Regions from separate parts of the Homo sapiens genome. Here region 1 is linked to region 2. The links are chromatin contacts, found by Hi-C or POLR2A ChIA-PET in ENCODE. All regions are on one chromosome and are shown on one strand. The core of a region is the stretch at or near the end of the contact, and the rest is flanking DNA. Distances in the headings are between cores, read along the strand shown.

The links. Hi-C counts contacts between places; a loop is a spot of excess contacts on that map. ChIA-PET counts read pairs that join two places held with the same protein, here RNA polymerase II (POLR2A). Pooled maps may share reads with other maps.
Region 1: a loop to region 2 is called in a map with no recorded cell type, with 2.7 times the contacts of the local background. The contact joins two enhancer-like sites. A Hi-C loop is called at or near these places in 3 of 37 single-sample maps with no recorded cell type and 4 of 50 pooled maps. POLR2A ChIA-PET finds 5 or more read pairs at or near these places in 2 of 52 experiments (OCI-LY7 and activated T-cell).

The regions. Positions count from the first base shown.
Region 1 is chr2:224,763,339-224,769,937 of GRCh38, reverse strand. It overlaps DOCK10 (dedicator of cytokinesis 10), which reads left to right. Exons shown (of 56, transcript NM_014689.3): 56 at 4,101-4,848. The coding sequence ends at 4,217. Among named protein-coding and RNA genes, the nearest start is that of CCDC195, 50 kb to the right of the region's middle. Within about 2 kb of position 5,262, at least 3 of the 41 ENCODE cell types and tissues checked have a DNase peak (open chromatin) inside an H3K27ac peak, as active enhancers do; they include OCI-LY7, where a contact is called at or near this core.
Region 2 is chr2:224,517,919-224,524,993 of GRCh38, reverse strand. The region is part of intron 3 of CUL3 (cullin 3); the gene reads left to right. Among named protein-coding and RNA genes, the nearest start is that of CUL3, 64 kb to the left of the region's middle. RefSeq lists a silencer at 3,267-3,336. Within about 2 kb of position 3,558, at least 5 of the 41 ENCODE cell types and tissues checked have a DNase peak (open chromatin) inside an H3K27ac peak, as active enhancers do; they include OCI-LY7, where a contact is called at or near this core.

The DNA.
Region 1 (6,599 bases), core at 4,013-6,512, 240 kb before region 2:
AATGCTGAGGAACACTGGGTGGCATTCCCATGAGGGTTTGCTGCCACCCTCCGCCATCCCTAGTTGAGGACCTCACAACCCTGAGGCCATGATGTGGAGTCCACAGTTGAGGGGGTCTCTACACTATACTCACGATGAACCCTAAGACTAGTCATGGCTGTTTACCACCAAGACTGCCTTTACGGAGGCTGGGCCTCCTGCAGATGTGCAGAATTCAGATAAAACTCAACCACCCACCCCACAAGCAAGTCATCCGTGACGTCTGGGATGTGTACAGCATGTTCTGCAAGGCTGCACACAAAATGTGGGCATTCAGTCATCTCAGTACTTTTTGGGTGGCTAAAAATCAACTGGTTGAAAGCCAAGTGTTGCTTCCTGGCCTACTTCCTAGAATCCATACCCCCACACTCTACCTGGACATCTCATCACCCGTGCTCCCCTCCAGGAGTTAGATGTGTTCTCTACAGAAAAACTGAGGAGCAGAACTTGAATTAGTCTCCCAGTAGTGCTTCATACATGGTAGCCACCCACTGAATATGCATTTCCTTTGTTTTCCTTAAATGGCCTGGCACTGTTAATACGACTCACAAACCATGAAGTGTGTTGTATGAATCTGTTTTTTCTAATTGCATTTCCCATCTTGCTTCTTTTCGGTTTTTCCATCTTCTTCCATCCTGATTTTTAACTCTCCATTGTAGCTAGAGAAAGAAATGGTTGACCGAGTTATATTGGAGAAAATGAATTGCCGTAGATAGGATTCCTCGTGGAGGTAGTATTGGTTTAGGCTATTTGAGGGGTGACAGGAATTAAGTACTCAGGAGAGATGACTTGATAGAATGGGGAAAATCATAAATCTGGGAGTGAAATAAAAAGAACAAATGATGGATCTGAAAGTTCGGGAAGGTGGTGAAGGAATGCTTGTCTCCAACTGTAAATCACATCTGACCTAGAAACTTTGGACAAAAATGCTTTTCTCTTTTTTCCTGGCAGCTCTGTCGAGGTCCGTGTTTATACAGCTTCTGTTCCTCTGTGTCTAGTATTTCCCTCAGTACTGTAAGCAAAAGTGGTATGTTTTTCTTTCTTTATGTCTACTCTGTCCTCTGTGGCCTTCTGGTGTACCCCTCTCTTCCTAGCCATTCAGTCTCTCTAGTCACCTCCCTAGTAGCTAGTGCTCTCTAAGTTTTTATTTAATTAGAACAACTCCATTTCCATTTCAAGGTAGGTCAATGGGGGGAAAAGCCTCATGATTTAAACTGAAGTTAACAACACAGCTTTTAAAATGAAAACTCATACTCCAACTTCTAAAGTATATTTGAGCTGATTTGTTTCCAAAACAAAGATATGCTGTACCTAAAACTGCTAAAACAAAAATATAAAGACAAGGACTAGGTGATTAAGGGGAGAGAAAAATCATCTCTTTTCCAGGAAACCTTTGCTAAAAGAAGCAAAACTTGACTCTATGCCTCATGGAAACTGACACAAAGAAAAGAAACTGATGGATTGCACAGGCCTTGTTATAGAAATAGATCTATAAAAAGATCTGTCCACAGGAAATATACACCTTCTCCTGGTTCTGAACTTCAATGGGGATTTGTCACCTAGGTCTCCATCTATAGGAATACCTTCACATACCTATCTATTCATGCACATATTCTGAAAACAGGTACATACAAAATTACAACAAAGGAAAAAAATTCTATTGAACACTTAAAAATAGAAACAGGCCAGGCACGGTGGCTCATGCTGTAATCCCAACAATTTGGGAGGCTGAGGCTGGTGGATCACCTGAGGTCAGGAGTGTGAGACCAGCTTGGCCAACATGGTGAAACCCCGTCACTACTAAAAATACAAAAAAAAATTAGCCTGTGTGGTGGCACACTCCTACAATCCCAGCTACTCGGGAGGCTGAAGCAGGAGAATCGCTTGAACTCAGGAGGCAGAGGTTGCAGTAAACCAAGATCACACCACTGCACTCCAGCCTGGGAGACAAGAGCAAAACTGTGTCTTAAAAAAAAAAAAAGAAACAATTAGAATGGATAGCTACACATCAAAATATAAAAAGGAAATAGAAAAATAGAATTAATTATGTGTAAGCAAACCCAGATTTGGCTGCTGTCTGCTCAATAGCCGAACACTAGAAGTGAGAGTTGATGGGAGGAAAAGCAGGTTTATTCAGAGAGCCAGCAAACATGAAGATGGTGATCCAGCATCCTAAAGTACCATCTTAACTCAGTACACATTGTAGGCTCTTTTTATGTTAAGGGCAGGGAGAAAAGAAGGGGGTTGAAATCAAGAAGTGTCTGATGACCACAGATATCTGGGCATGAGCAAAGGTCTGAGGAGGTTGCAAACTTCTTTGTCCTGGTCAGGTCACAATGCTCCTATAAATCTTTAAAAAAACATAGTCTTTAAAAAAACATAGAAGTTGTCTACATACTTCTTTAATCCCAGGGTTAGTTTTAAAAACTACATGAGGCCGGGTGCAGTGGCTCACACCTGTAATCCTAGCACTTTGGGAGGCCGAGGTGGGCAGATTGCCTGAGGTCAGGAGTTCGAGACCAGCCTGGCCAACATGGTGAAGTCCCATCTCTACTAAAAATACAAAAATTAGCTGGCTGTAATGGCAGGTGCCTGTAATCCCAGCTATTTGGGAGGCTGAGGCAGGAGAGTTGCTTGAATCCAGGAGGCGGAGGTTGCAGTGAGCTGATATCATGCCACTGCACTCCAACCTGGGTGACAAAGTGAGATTCCGTCTAAAAAAAAAACTACATGATTGCTGTTTTTTCAGATTATATCAGTGCTCCAAAGTGATCCCAGCCTACATTCAGGAATGGGTAAAGGCCCCATGATTAAAACTAAAAAATGTAGTTATGTTCGTCCTTCTGCTGTTTCAGCTACATATGCAATTCACTCCAAAAGTGTCTAGAAAAGTATTAGCTAGAGGAGTATTTTGAAGACATCTAGTTAATGAAGGAACCTTCAGTATAAGGAACGAGACAAGACAAGATAAAGTGGATGCTACTGTGTAAAATGGAGATGTTGAGGTAAAGTAGTTTGAGTTGTCACTGACCAGCAGGCAATAATTGCTTTTATAGGTGCCAAAATTCCATACTGTTTATAATAAATAGCAAAAAACATAAAAGCCTTCTTTGAAGCCAAAGTAATGCATATAAGCATTCAGTTTAAGCATCAGTATAAGATGCCCATTTGGAGTCTGTTTCAACATTCAGTAAGAATAACAGCATAGTGAAGTCAACTGTGATGATGGGTATCCAATACAAAATGCAGAGAAAGGAATGGACCCAATCTGGTGTGATACCAAGCATAGGTATACTGCACCTGGAGTCTACTCTTTGAACACATCATCAGCCAGATTATTCAGAGCTTTGTGATATTGATCATAAGGAGAATTTATTGGTAGTATAGGATGCTCTCAGCTGAGTGCTCTTTGGGGCACTTACAGAAGTAGCGATTCTATCTTGGAAGAGTAGAGATGAAGGTCATGGCACAGTGGGATAATGTGTGAAGTTAGTGGGAAAATCTTCACAATTCTTTGTACAGAAATCTCTTCTGTACAAAAATATATTTTAAAAGTGTCTGGAGTTTCTGTTGTTATTATGCTTACACGTCATTGTTTGAATCAATCTGATAAAGTATTTTTTAGGCACACTAACATTATTTTCAAGATTAAAATCAGGTCAAGACTTTTTTACTATATTTCCTTTTATGCAAACATTTAAATAAAATTTCTAATGTTTCCCTTTTTTGGCAGATGCTGACAATATAAATTATAAACTTTTAGAATAGAATAAAATCCTGGAATTACTCAGATATATTTGTAAGTTTCATCCAAACATTTATAAATTTATGTCAGATAGCAGAAGAGGATTGTGAAAATATTTTAACTTTCACCAAAAGTTAAAGCTAGCACGTGGTCTTGGGGGAAAATTCTTTAGATCCACTTTAATATGTGTCTTTTTATAATTTGAATAAATTACCCTGTGGGGAATGAAAACCTCTATTCTGGGTTTTAATTTTGTGTTTGGGATATTAACATTAACCTCTGCATTCTGTTGTGTTGTGTTTTTCCCTGTTTTAAGATTACGGGCAGGGACGACCTGTCAAAGCGCGGAGTGGACCAAACCTGCACTCGAGTAATTAGCAAAGCAACTCCGGCCCTACCCACGGTCTCCATCTCATCTAGTGCTGAAGTCTGAGGGCTCTGCAGCATCAGACCCACCTCTAAGAGAACTTTCTGAATTTGCAGCTAATCTCGGGGAAGAGAAAGATAGGTTTAATTTATTTGAAGTTTTCATGGTGTTAATATTTTTGTTTACCTCGCTAGCTTCAGAATTTTGCCAACCTCTGAATTTGCACATTTTGTATAATTTTTTTTTCTTTGAGCAGTGTTGATCAAGCCAGGTTGAATATTTGCCATGAAATTCCAGTGAATGTGTAGCTCAAATGCAAACCCTAAGTTTGCTGTCAGTTATTGTATGGTCAGTACCCCAGTCCTAGTACACATATTTTAAAGGTTAAAGTGAATGTTTTTGTAACATTTAAGCATATTTCAGATGTAAATAAAAGATTGTAAAATATACGGTTTTTACCAAATTTAAAAGATCCTTTTTAGTTAATACTATGACAGTACTAAAAATATATGAATAACATTTCAGATACCATTATATTAAAATATTTGTGTATGTGTACAAAAGCGTTGATAAATACTAATCTTTAAAGTTTGTGGAGTTCCTTTATTTGTAATATATGTGCTCTTAAAAGCAATGGGATGTGAAATTATGAAAGTATTTTATTGTTCATAGAAATAAAAAACACAGTTACTTTGCATTTGGTTTCCTGTTGAAGAGTGGGTGAGTTACTGAGAAAAATGGTTCATTGAATATCTTCTGAATGCAAATCTATACTCAATACTTAGGATGCCTTGCCAAGAAACCAACAAAGGACTCAAATCTCAGCTAAGAAGTTCCTCCAAAGATGAACTGGGTAGATCAGAGGTTTCCAAATGTAGGAGAGACTTAGAATGACTTGGGGAAAATCTAATGAATCCGAATCTTGAGGTCTGTGGAGGTTCTCAGAGAGATCACAAATGTTCCATTTCTCTGCTCTAATCTTGTGGTAGGATTGCAGTTTCCTGCCTCTTTTGAAGGCAAGCATGACCATGTGACTTGCTATAACCACTGAAATGTAGGCAGAAGTAACATGTGTTACTTTCAGGCAGAGGCTTCAAAGCCAGTAAGTAGTTCTTCCCAGCCTCTTCCCCTGATGTACTTATCTTTGATGTACCTGAAGCCCTGATTTACTTACCTTTGACATATTGTTTCAGCCTCAGTACCCAGGAAACTACAATGAGCAAGACACACACACACACACTCCCTGCTAACGCTATTGGTCATATAGTCTTGAGTGAGAAATACCATTTTGCTGTGTTACGATTCAGGATTGTTTGCTACCACCATGTTATGAGCTTATCAGAGCAATGACCGATAGGTGCTGACCTACGTTTGGGAACCACTGACATTTTCCACTCTCTGGCCCACTTCCCTCCCCTAGTGAATACTGGCTGCCATGGACCCGAACTGAGCTGCTTCTAGGTGCAGAAGGCAAGCTAGAGAATCTAATTTCATACTCACCTTCAGCAGCCATTCCAAAGCCCCAGACATAAAAAAGGAGACTTCAGCTGAGCTCATCTTTCTGCTATGCAAGGCCATTGGCCATGTCAGTACATGATGGTGAGGAGGGAGGTAAGGGGTTGGAATACGTATTTACATTTTGAGTACACAGAAGGGATAGAAAGATATTTTGGGTGAGAACTCGGATCCCTCAAGACACTTTTTTTTTTTTTGAGACAGAGTCTCACTCTGTTGCCCAGGCTGGAGTGCAGTGCGCGATCTCGGCTCCCTGCAGCCTCCACCTCCCGGGTTCAAGTGATTCTCCTGTCTCAGCCTCCCGAGTAGCTGGGATTACTGGCACGCACCACCATGCCTGGCTAATTTTTGTATTTTTAGTAGAGACGGGGTTTCACCATGTTGGCCAGGATGGTCTCGATCTCCTGACCTCGTGATCTGCCTGCCTCAGCCTCCCAAAGTGCTGGGATTACAGGCATGAGCCACCACGCCTGGCCTCAAGACACATTTAACTATTCTTTTCTCAAATAGAGCTCACTTCTTTATAGAAAAGATTGCCCTTTGATGAGCTCTGGCCCAAAGCATTATTCCCAGCTTCATTCTGCCTCCAGTTCTCTTGGTTCCTGACTGTCTGGGTCAGCATCTCAGGTCTTTTCTTTTAATTTCCCCATGTGTAGCTTTAGGCCACCTTAGACATTACTATTCCAGGCACCCAGGAAGATGCTGCCTCCAATATCATCTCCCACCTAACTTCCACCTGTAGGCTCAAGTCCTCTTGCCCATGCCAATCCACCCATCTCCCATGCCCCCAGGACACGGTTGGCAATGGGTTACCTCCAAATCTGAAAATAAATCTTCCAAAAAAACTCTAAGGAAGTAATTGAAAATAATAGATCTTTGTGCTTGTGTTAGGTGCCAAATATTCTATTTTTGCATCACAAACCACAATATCTT
Region 2 (7,075 bases), core at 2,309-4,808:
TTTTATTACCCCCACCCCCATTAGCTTATTATTTACATGTTATTTTAGTAGTTACCTTAGAGATTATATGCATTAGATTAGTTTTTTGTTTTGTTACTTACCACTTTCTGGGTAGGGCAAAGGTCTTAGAACATTTTGACTTCTTGGGGTTTTTCCCCTTTGGTTTTTATACTTTTGATCCTGGGTTGTTTTTGTTTTGTTTTGTGGGGGAAACGGGCAAGCATGGTGTTTTAAAATTTGAATTCCAGTATTGTTTGTGAAAAATTGTGGAGGCCCTGCATGATACCTTCCTCCAAAGTAAATTTAATTTTGTTCCGGCAGGCAGGTAAAGTACAGTCAGATCACCGTGATCTAGTTGAGGCTAGCTTTTAGTTAGTGTTGGTCTGTTAACAGTTTGCCTTTATTTCCAGGACATACCTATTCACAGAGCATAGTTCCTCTGGGGTCTGAACTGAAAGAAAGCCTGAGGTGTTTGCCAGGTTGCCTTCTGAATTAATGTTCCTAGAATTCTAACAGTTGTCTCTTCAGCACAGATCTTCAGCCTCCCTTTGATAGTTTCTGTTTGGATTCTTGGTGTCATCACCCCTTGCTTAGGGTGCTGTATCAGTAAACATCTCAGTGAAAAATTTCTTGCAGAAATTGCGGCTCTTTGTGTTTCTCTCCTCTTCAGAACCTTGACATCTTAAGTCCTAGCTGCTTGGTAACCAACTCCACTTTTGTCTTTCTGGTTGGGCTCTTATTTCCAGTCCTCCAAAGACAGCAAGTGACTGAAGGGAACCAGTGAAGGCTGGTATGGGGCTCCTCTCAGTATGTTTGCCTTTTCTCCGGAATCTTGGCCCTACAAGTCTAGGTTGCCTTTGTTACTCTTGATGCTTTTAAACACTGGGGGTTTTTGGTTTGTTTTTTTAATTGTGGTCAAATACATATAAAATTTACCATCTTACCCTTAAGTGTGCAGTTCAGAGCTATTAAGTGTACGTTCACATTGTTGTACAGAGCTGTCACCACCATCCTCTCCAGAATTCTTTTCATCTTGCAAAACTGAAATTCTGTACTCACTAAACAGTAACTTTCCATTTTCCCCTCCACCAAGCCTCTGCCAGCTACCATTCTACCTTCTCTGTTTATGATTTGATCACTCATTACCTCATGTAAGTGGAATCATAAGGTGTTTGTCCCTTTGTCACTGGCATATTTCACTTAGCATGTCCTTAAGGTTCATCGTATTACGGCATATGTGAGAGTTTACTTCCTTTCTAAGGCTGCATAATACCGCATTCTATGTGTAGACCACATTTTGTTTATCTGTTCATCTGTTGATGGACACTTGAGTTGTTTTCACCTTTTGGCTACTGTGAATAATGTTGCTGTGAACACGAATGTACAAATACCTCTTCAAGATGTGCTTTCATTTCTTTTGGGTGTATACCCAGAAGTGGAATTAGTGGATCCTATGTTAATTGTTTTTGTAATTTTTGAGGAACTGCTATATTGCTTTCCACAGCAGCTATACTATCTTAGGTTTCCACCAACAGTGCACGAGAGCTCTAATTTTTCCACATTCTTGTCAAAACTTGTTATTTTGTGTTTTGTGTTTTTTTTTTTTATAGTAACTCTTCTAATGGGTATGAGGTGGTAGTTTTTTATTTTCATCCAGCTTTTATAGTTGTTCTTCCAGGGGCGTTGGTCTTACAAAAGCTTTTCTTTCAGTACTAAAGGTGGAATAACATTTTGAGGTAGATGTTATTTTACAGATGAGGCAACTGAGACAGATACTAAGGTCACACCTAGTAAATGGCAGACAAGACTGAAACAGAGGCTATTTGGTTCTTGAATCAGTGCTCTTAACCACTGAATTGTATTGCTTCTCTAATACAGGTCTTCTTTCCTGAAAGATAGTCTTATAAATTCATTGCTCTAAGACCTCAAAGTGTGATTAACTGTTTTTTTTCCCTCTGACCTCTAGATTATTAAATTTGAAGTAGAGAACAGTGTTTTTATTTTATGATTTATTGCAGTTTACACAACTTTAGAGAAACATGGGTTTGATTTGTCCAATATCTTGGTAGACAATTCTTAAATGGAAATTATTTTTAAATAAAAAATTTTCACAACTGTGTTTTTCTTGTTAAAATTTTTCAGACCCCTGAGAAGGATTGTTTTTTTGAGACGGTGTCTCACGCTGTCACCCAGGCTGGAGTGCAGTGGCAGGATCTTGACTCACTGCAAGCTCCGCCTCCCGGGTTCATATCATTCTCCTGCCTCAGCCTCCCAAGTAGCTGGGCTACAGGCTCCCGCCACCACGCCTGGCTAATTTTTTTGTATTTTTTAGTAGAGATGGGGTTTCACTGTGTTAGCCAGGATGGTCTCGATCTCCTGACCTCATGATCCGCCCGCCTCGGCCTCCCAAGAAAGATTTTAAGAAAATTTTTACTGTGGTGGAAACTCTGAGCTTTTTAGTAGTGGCTAAGTCCACCAGGTTTTTTGACACCATATCATATGCTTCTCTACCAAATTTATCAGTAATATTTTTATATCTAGAAATGTTTATCTGTACAATTTACTAATTCATATGTTACTGGTGCTGTTTTAGAAGTGTAGTCAGTTACTGGTATCATGGAAAGTATTGAGAAAGTTCTTTAAACTTCGATCTAATTATAATTAGACTTTTTTTCCCCCACTATGATTCTGCAGTAGAAACTTTTTACTACTTTTCTGCTCATTTAAAATTTTTCTATTTCTGTCTTCATTGTGTTAAACCTTTTTAAATCTGTATTTATTTCATGATTTGAAAGTGAACTCTGAAAATATTTTATTACTTGTTAATAGAGGATTACCTTAGTGATTAAATTTGGTAAGGCAAGTTCTAACATGTTCTGACAGACTTGTCATAGAGTTATTTGCCTCTTTTTTTTTTTTTTTTAATTTTAAATGTGAGTTTAACTTTTCAGGGTTTATCTCTAGCTTACTAGCAGAATAAGTATTTAATATTTATAAAGATTTTTTTAACCCTGTTTACATTTGTCTTTTCGTATTCTCTTTTACAGTAGTAGACAAAAACAGTTACAGATGTTCTTAGTATGAGGATAAGAAACTGAAAGAAGAACTATTTAAGAGTTTGATTAACCAGCTTGACAGTTAGCTTAAAAGACCAACTTTCACAGCAATTCACACATTGTTAAACCTTTTTTTTTTTTCCTAAATAAATAGCTACTGCTGGCCATATGTGGGACCAGGCAGAGGATAGATGAATAAGTACTAATAAATAACTATCCTTGGTCTATTAGGAGTAGTAGTAAAAGTACTGAACTACTTTGAGAGGCCGAGGCGGGTCAGGAGTTAGAGACCAGCCTGGCCCAACATGGTGAAACCCCAACTCTACTGAAAATACAAAAATTAGCCGGGCATGGTGGCACATACCTGTAATCCCAGCTACTAGCGGGGCTGAGGCAGGAGGATCACTTGAACCTGGGAGGCGGAAGTTGCAGTGAACCGAGATCGTGCCACTGCACTCCAGCCTGGGCAACAGAGCGAGACTCTGTCTCAAAAAAAAAAAAAAAGAAGTATGAAACTACTGGACTTTAAAGCAAACATGTTATTAAAAGCTCCCTTAAACTTTGTAATAGAACCAGAGGACTTTTGTATTTATATTTATACTAAGCTTTCAGAGTTGAATGTGACCCAAAGGTTAGTTTTAGAATTTGTTCTCAAACACCTGTTTACTCATAGTTACAAATGAAACATTAGATAGGAATGATAAAATAACAATTTTTAAGTTGTTTCTTTCCTTGGGTGCACCATTGATTTTGCCTAGAACCCATTTATCCTAGCTTGCTTTTCTGTAACATAATGACTATTAAAAATATTTACTAAACTTTTTCTTGCAGGTAAATTAAGTAGTAAGAGTTAAGTTGTTTTTTGGACTTAATTTTCACATTTGTTTTTATTTTAACTTTTTATTTGATTTGTTTGTAATGCCACTCCCTGAGTAATGAAACTATTTAGCGCACTTTAAGAGACACCCCTTGACTTTGCATAGGTTTAGCTTCAATAGGAACTGTATTTTTGCATTGTGTGTCTTGACACCTTTGAGCATACTTTTATGTGCTGAATTTGATTTCTTATACATCATTTAACTATTTAGATATGTTGGTAGGGTGAAGAGGAAGAGGCACATCTTTGCCAAGATGGTGGAAGTAGTAATATCTGTGGTCTTGTAGGGCCAAGCATTTTGTTTGTTGGTGTCCTCGTGTCTTCTGGGCATGCAAAGAGCCCTAGGTCTTGAGTAAGCATTTGCAGGAGTTTTCCATGGAGGTCACCTGGTTGAGCTTTCCTTTTCTTGTGGCTTAGAAAGACTCCATCTCTCTCCAGTCCAACTCCTGGAGACCTGCCTGTCCTAGTTGATGTTTTAAAACTGGTGGTGCTTTTGTATTTTTTTATCCAGCCTTTATAGTTGTTGGCAGGGAAGTTGGTCTTAAAAGCTATTTATTTTCAGGACTAGAAGTGGAAATGAGTGGAATAGCATTGTGAGATAGATGTTATGTTACAAATGAAGTGCTTATGTTACAAATGAAGTTGGTTTATCAAGCTTACTGTATGGATGAAGTCAGATGCAGAACCAGCTGTGAAAAGGGGGGCATGAGGTGGGTCCCCACCATTGGCTCCTGTCTCTCACCACAGGTCCACCTAGCTTGTGAAAGTTTTTGCTCATTGCAGGCCTGCTTGGCCAAGGAATAGCAACCCTTGAGAGAGAACTGTAAATAGAGATTTAAAATGTGGTTTATCTCTGTGGTGATGAAACTCACATCCCTTTATGTAAACATAATGCTTGACTCACATTAGGCTTTCGAACATGTTTTTCAGAACATTTTATATTTAAAATGCCTGTTTTTGGCTTTAAAAAGGCAAGTAGAAAAAGCCACCAACTTTCTATCTCTGCTAAGGTCTCTTTAGTAGATAAGTGACTAATGTCAAACTCATACTACATTTTGGTCACTACATTTTGGTCAAAGCCTGGGATTAAGACATTTTAAAATCAGTCTTTAATTTTTTTTTTTTCTCTTTTGGAATGATTTTTAAAATCTTGTTCATACTTTGAGTTTGCTAGTTAGAGGTAACCGGAGCTGGGACTTTTAAAAAATCTTAAAAAATAGACACATAAAAATTAAAACCTCACAAGAATTTAAATGATATTAGAATCATATCATGTGCATATCACAAGTTTACTGTGAATATATGTGTGCATTTCTGTTTAACATATGCACACAAATACTCAAGGGTTATGCATCTGTACCCTTAATTGTACTTGATGGTAATTAATCATACATGTCAGACATTTAATATAAATGATTATTTAGTATTACTATTAATAGTTTTATAGAGCCACACTTAAGTTTCTGTGTTTCTTCTCCATTTATTAGCTCTTTTTTATCTATAATGAAATTTTAGGGTTATCAAGTTTTTCTTAATATTATATGTCATTTAATTATCATCACACATCTTGACAGTCTCAAGTTGAAAGACAAAGGCTTAGCTCTTACACCACAGTAACCCATGGCTTTAAACATTCTGTGTTCTGCCTACACCTTCCAGCTTCAGGTTGATTTTGTCTCTTACCCGAAATGCTTGTGACCATAAGTGTTTTCAGATTTTGCATTTTGGGGGGATTTTGGAATATTTGCATATACATAATGAGAGATTGTGGGGATGGAACCCATGTGCTAAACATAAAATTCATTTATGTTTTATATACACCTTATATACATAGCCCAAAGGTAATTTTGTACAATATTTTAAGTAATTTGTACATGAAATAAAGTTTTGGCTGCAACCCGATGCATGAGGTCAGTTGTGGAATTTACTTGTGGCATCATGTTGATGCTCAGAGTTTCAGAGTTTGGAGAATTTTAGATGTCAGATTTTTGGATTGGGGTGCTCCAAACTATGTATTCTGATCACATGCCTTGGCTTCCTTTACTGAAGCATCATTTTCCTCTATACACAGCATTCCTGAAGAATTCATCAGTTCTGACTGATGTCTTTCTGCCTTTTTGCCAGAGGGCTTAAGATAGCAGACATTGTAGGCCATAAGGTAATAGATTTACCTCCTTTAGTAGCGATACCATCACTATGCTTAAAGTTGGGACAGGGGAAATCCAAGCCATGGGAGACCGATAGCAAATAGAAGGGGAAGAAGTAGTGAAGTGTACATTTATTTGATCCTGCATGTATATTATTTTTTGGTGAGAGGATTTTCATAGGAAATGATATTAATGTTTTAGAGATTATCTTTACCAGCCATTTGTTTTACTGAGGGCCACAATGAATAAGTGACTTAAGGTCACATAGCCAGTTAACAGTAGAGCCAGGATCATATAAAGAATTCCTAACTTCACATCAAATATTATTCTTACTATTAGAGGTTTTTTATTAAAAAATTTACCATAAGTGATAGATCCCCCTTAGAAAAGTTTGATAATTTCCATACAGCCCAGTAATTCCTCTCTTAGAATCCACCCAAGAAAAATGAAAGCATATGTCCACAAAAATATTGTACCCAAATGTTTATAGCCACCTTATTTGTAATAGACAAAAAATGGAAACAACCCAAAGTATCCATCAGCTTATAGATAAGCAAAATGTGGTGTATCCATGCAATGGAGTGCTGTTTAGCCCTAAACAGAAGGAAATACTGTTGTATGTTACAACATTAATAAACCTTACAAACTTTATGCTTAATGAAGGAAATCAGACACCAAAGATTACATATTACAGGATAATTATATGAAATGACCACAAAAGGAAATTTACAGAGACTGAAAGCAGAAGTGAACAAAGGACTTGTCAGAATTGCCAGTACTTTCTATTCTAGCTGCAAATCCCGATAAAAGGTTCTCTCACTACTGTTAGGCTACTTTTCCAGTATAATCTTCCATATTCTTCACTTACCAGTTGAACTTTGTGCTTATTGAAGTTCTGTTGTATTTTTCAAACCTGTGTATTCGAATTGTACTTATTATTAATATATAATTAATATTGTGTAAATTGATAAAATCTTGTGAAAAAAATAAAATTT